Linked DNA regions of Homo sapiens: region 2 is linked to region 1. Evidence: read pairs that join two places in POLR2A ChIA-PET (ENCODE). Cell type or tissue: MCF 10A. All regions are shown on one strand. Links, peaks and the distances in the headings refer to the core of each region. The heading gives the core; the rest is flanking DNA. Region 1 overlaps MACROD2 (mono-ADP ribosylhydrolase 2). Region 2 overlaps MACROD2 (mono-ADP ribosylhydrolase 2).

Region 1 (2,828 bases), core at 171-2,670:
GATCATGAAAAGAGCAGATGTTTCAAAATTATGGCCATTGGTTTTACCTCCCAAATCCCAAGACATTAAAAAAGTCTTTTTTCTGCCAAAACGTCTATCCAATCATTACGCCTTTTGCTCGTCCAGAGGGATAGGTTCTATTTAGAATAACCAGATGGCAGTAGAGTAACATGTCTCCTGTTGAATCAGTAAATTGTTGATTATTGCTAAGGACTATTAAAGTTAAAAAAAATAAAAAGATTATGGCTCATATTCTGGTTTATTTATTTTTTTGACCTCAACTTGGAATTATGATTAGAATATTTTCTTGGTATGTTTCTCATACCAATTGTTTCAGCTTTTTTAACTGACTGCAAAGTTCATTCTTTATGTATGACATGCAGAGTACAGTTTAAGCTGTAATAGAGAAGAGGCAGCACTAGAGATTATGCTTCAAAGCATAGTTTTCCTATTACGTGACAGATTTCGATTTGTCATTTTCAAGTAACTCACATGAAGTATTTTATGTGTTTAAATTGTTGTGGTGTTTCTTCTTCATGAATGCAATATTTACAAGTGAAACATATGTAAACTGAGATAATAATACCATCAAAATTTATACCTCTTAGCTATTAGAAAAGGAAATAAAAAGTTTACCCCCCAAATGAACAATGAAAACCCCTGTAGAATCCTGTACTGTACTGAAAATAAAAATATAACATTTGTATACCCTGCACCTAAACCTAACATAGAGATGAAAATCATTTTGTTAACATTCAAAAGCTCATGACAATAGAAATTATTGGGATACAAAAAGGTATTTCACAAATTATTTCAAAATATTTTCCTAAGCTTACAGTGGTTTCTACTCCATAATCTTAAGGGAACTTAAGAGTGAACTAAAATTTCTCAAAAATCAAGACATTTAAAAAGAAAAATTTGAAAAAGTTAGTCTTCTAATCAGGTTACAAATCTAAAAATAAATGTAATAAAATGCTTCTAAATAATATTACTTTAGATTATAAACAATTGTTCATATACAATTTACATACAAATTATAACAATACAGGTGTTCTTTGGTACACATGCAGTATTACGAATTCTCCATATACCTCTATCTAGACACCACCACACCATAAGTCTCCCAGAGTCTAGGTGTCAATCTATCTGAACAATATCTTAATTATTGCACATAACAATAAAGCAATAAAACTTTATTTGGATCTGACAGTCCATCTGTTAAAGCTCCTGTCCTATCAAATGAATGAAAATAAATCAAACATTATTTCATGAAACTAATTTCTGAGTTTCCTAGTATATTAATAAGGTCAAATTCTAAAGTCTATTCATAAGAGAGAAATTAAGAGGTAAAAAGGCAAATTAAAATTCAATATATTTTATTAGTTTATTTACTGTTATATAAACCTTGGAAATAAATGACTCTGTGAAATTAGTGCTAAAATAAGTGTCGGCATTTCCTAGAAATCAATTAACACTGTCCACAGGTAGTGGTAACAGGATAGGTAAAATATGATAAACTCTTATGTTCATAGACCTATGGGAGGATGCAGAAAACATGTATAACAATATTCTCAAGAAAATCACTTCAGAAAAGTTTTCTTTGTGATATTCAAACATGAAATGCATTACTATCTAAAATAATAAAGCTGAGTAATAATCATTAATAAAATGAGTTGTGACATTTTAAAATTTCCTATTTTTCCCTTTTCTTATCTCTGTAAATCCCAGAAATAGGCTGTACTTTCTTATATCCAACCACATATGATTTGGTGAGGCAGCCACAGAATGATGTCTGTATCTGAATATTCTAGAGGTCAGTTTTTTATCCTATCTTTAGTTCCTGTATATCCGGGCATGTATACACACATGCGTGCACCTGTGTGTGTGTGTGTGTGTGTGTGTGTGTGTACATTAAGTACAGTCATTCATTCCCAAGAAACAAAGTGTGGTTAGCAAGCAAGTCTTTCTGCCTAGCAGCTGCAAAAACTCATGCTTTTAACATATTTAAAATTCTTTTTAATGAAATCCTAATCATCTTACTTTTAAAAGGTCTCTATAGAAAATTCTTTAAAACGGATAGCAAGTTCTTGTCCCCTCTTTTGTCCTCTCAAAATCTTTGGCTGGTGAAAATGCACAGGTAAGATACTATTAAGAACTAAGCAGTAGAGCTTGAATACTTAAATATGTAAATATACATGCTATTAAACATTTTCACATTCAGGAGGTCAAAACAAAGAGAAATGTGAATAGATAGAGAAAAGAAAAAGGACCAGATTGCAGCCTTATGTGTACCCCTGAGCCCTGTTTCACACCGGAGAGACAGAGAAGAGAAATGGTAGCAGCCATTACAGTCTCCATTTAATGACACAAGTAAAACCTCTGAGAATCCTGGTATTTCCCAAAGGGTATGTACAAGTCATGCATGATTCATGTTGTTAGAAATTATTCCAGTCAACTTATAGAATGGAGAGTCTATTGTAAAAATTTGGAGGTCAGCCCTAAAATGATTTATGTATATAACTAAAGAAAAAAGTGTGAGAATTATAGTTACAGAACATAAAAATACTATAAGCTTTGAACATTTTAGTATCAGTAAGTTATAAAAACAGAAAGTAGAGGGAGAACAAGTAGAAAAGTGTAAACGTGCTGACATTCTAATTTTGTATACAGAGGTTAAAAGATAATGCTTGAAGCATCGAGTAATAGGAATTCGAGTATATAACCAAAATATATATGAGCTATAAAGTTAGTAGGTCTACTAACTTTATCCTCTTCCATAGCTGACCACTCTAGAGATTACTTGTTCTAGCAGATATGATTAAAATGTA
Region 2 (2,828 bases), core at 309-2,808, 52 kb before region 1:
AATGAGCTAGATAAGTAAATGATATATGTTTAAAAATTTGCAACTTATGGCTGTAAGTGGATTTTTATTTAATTGTTCTATAATACAAATGGAATGCTCTTTGTTCTTTTTTAAAACTCCTATCATTCCACTAAGATCATTAACTGTATCAAAGTTATTTTAGGATACTCTCTTTGATATCCAAAAACATGTAACAATAAGCAAAGAAAGAGGATAACTGGAAGTCAGTGAGCCAGAGGAAAACACTGGGGGTAGCTAAAATCTCCACTGTGTTTTGTCCCCTTAATACCCATCTCTCTTTTTATCTCCATACTTAATAGAGTTGCAAATAGATGTCAAGTAAATAATTGGATCCTTACCCTTCTTTCTTCCTCCCCACTGCTCTCATCCACCCTTCCCAAGGTCTCTTTGTCTCCCTCTCAATCATTCCTGTTACCTTCTGTTGCTCCCCATATATGTTAACCAAGAGAAACAGAAACACCTTCCAGCCCACCGTAAAATACTCTCTCACAGGGAAATGCAAGCCCAAGAAAACAAGTCCATAAATCTTGTTTAAGCATAAAGCATGGTTCTGGGGAATGCGTATGAATCATTGCTTATTCTCTTGACTGTATATGTGTATTTCTCATATACATTCATGTATCGCAAACATACTTCAACTGATAGAACTCATGTTGTCAGAAGTGCGACTTGAACATAAACTCCTGATTCTTATTTAATACAATTTCCACTATACCCCTGTTTTTAATACCCTATTAGAAATTTGGCTCAAAATTAATGTTTTGGAATGATTTCCTAGGTCTCTAATGCGACTTATAAAAATCACAGTATTTTTAAGCTCCTTCTCAGGAATACTGAAGAACTCAGAACCTTTATACACAGAGCCCAGAATATTTAAAACTTCACTGTAGGTGCATAGAAGAAATAAAGTACAAGCCTGAAAGTACAATGGGATGTAGATATAGATTTAGATATAGAGCAAGGTACAAATGATTTTTGTTAAGTAGTAGCTGATTTTTTTCCTCCCTTTGTTTCCCAAACCCAAACCTTCTGTCATTTCATAATACTTTTAGAATTTAAAAAATTATGCAAAATGTTTAAAAACTCACCATAATCAGATGAGTTTTAAGAACTTTATAGATCCTAAGACTATTGTTTTAGGGAGGTCCGACCTCATAGCATATGAAACATATTAAAATGTACCTAAATTCCACACTAACACAATGTTATAGGGGACTATGCAAGAGTTGAGTTGAGCTGCAGTTGAGCAACTGAAATGATGCAACATTTTGCAATCTTATTTTTATACTGCATGCATATGTGTATGTATCCCACACACCCCCACCCTGTCCCTGTTCTCAGATATTTTCATACTCCCATAATAATTATGTGATTTACCTGGTGGGAAATTACAGTACAATTATTATATCTGTTCCAATATCCACAAAGTCTACAGTTGTCCTAAAGGCAATGACAAAGGCAATCAGTAACCAAAATTTGGGAAGCCACCTATATTGAATAAAATGTTCCCTAATTTGGCCAAGCTTAAAGAGTTTCAAAATAAGGCTTTGTAACTTTCATTTTATGTTATCTAAATAGTTATACCTATATATATTATTGGGATCAAAAGACTGATTTTGTGGCCTACCGCTGAGAATTAACTACTTGATAAATGAAGACTGGGTTAATTGTATTTAACTTGTTTCCCTTTGGTGCTTAAACATCTGGCTAGATAATTTACACCTAAAAATCTCTATAAACAACAGACAGTTCTTAACAGATAGAGCCCAGTATTTTTAAATGCCAATTTGATTAAAACTGCAAAATCTAGGCAAGCAAGAATAAAAAGATCATATTTCTACTCCCTTTCACATATGATAATCCCCTGCTTCTTGCCTTTAAGAAAAATTTGCACTGTTTACATTTTAAATGTTAGATGAGTACCTGAATAATCCACTATGTAATTTAAAACCATACATTTTAAAAGGTTGCAAATTTAAGAACAGAGAAAATATTAGACAGCTAAATGAACTAAAGTATGTGTTTTTAAAAAGCTTAATATTTCAGTCATAATACTATAGTTTCAAAGTTTCTGAGTCTCCTAAGGTTAAAGACTACATTTAAGATAAGAATCCTACACAGATTTACCAAGAATGTGGAAAGAATGCCCTTCCTTTTATGGGTCAGAATCCTGGGCAGAGATAATCCATGGGTGGACCCAGGTCTGCAGAGCACCTACCATGTGTCAGGCACTGAGCCAGGCCCTTCGGTACAGCAAATTTGAGATGGTGCTTTGTCTTTCCCTTTTGAAGATCAAATCTTTGTTTTGAATTATGTATTTTAGTGTTTCTACTTGACGATGAGATATAATCAGGCAAATATGACCCCCCGCCAAAAAAAAAAAAAAAAAAAACCTCAGGGCATTGCTGATCTCTGAACATAATGAGGAAGACCCCAAACAGAACCAATGCAATTTAATAACCAGTAAACTTGAATTTTCACCAGGCTTGTGTAAGAAATAATCATTGCTGACATTTATTTTTTACTATACACCAGGTATTCTTCTAATGTTTCACATCTGGGAAACTAGCACATTTGATCATCAAAACTGAATGCTATTATTATTGTCATTTCACAGATAAGGAAACACAGGTATAAAATGGCTATATGACTTGTCCAAGCTCTTGCAGATAATAAGTGGCTTGGGTGATATTTGAATGCAGGTAGTTTGACACCATAGGTATAGACCACATTCTTAACCACCATACCATATACTGCCTCTTAACAAAAATCTAAATGCAAGTATTCCAAGAATGTAAAAGTACTGA

What was found. Peaks named below come from ENCODE experiments on the same cell type or tissue, not always from the same donor. Only the 100,000 strongest peaks of a DNase experiment are listed, where the experiment ranks them.
Region 2: POLR2A ChIA-PET joins it to region 1 with 5 read pairs; 2 of 35 experiments call an interaction of 5 or more read pairs at or near these places.

What each region holds. Positions count from the first base shown.
Region 1 is chr20:14,559,389-14,562,216 of GRCh38, reverse strand. The region is part of intron 4 of MACROD2 (mono-ADP ribosylhydrolase 2); the gene reads right to left. The region is part of intron 1 of MACROD2-IT1 (MACROD2 intronic transcript 1); the gene reads right to left. Among named protein-coding and RNA genes, the nearest start is that of MACROD2-IT1, 6.4 kb to the right of the region's middle. In MCF 10A, for the core only: no CTCF peak of the experiment used is centred there; no DNase peak of the experiment used is centred there.
Region 2 is chr20:14,611,038-14,613,865 of GRCh38, reverse strand. The region is part of intron 4 of MACROD2 (mono-ADP ribosylhydrolase 2); the gene reads right to left. The region is part of intron 1 of MACROD2-IT1 (MACROD2 intronic transcript 1); the gene reads right to left. Among named protein-coding and RNA genes, the nearest start is that of MACROD2-IT1, 58 kb to the right of the region's middle. In MCF 10A, for the core only: no CTCF peak of the experiment used is centred there; a DNase peak (open chromatin) is centred at 1,285.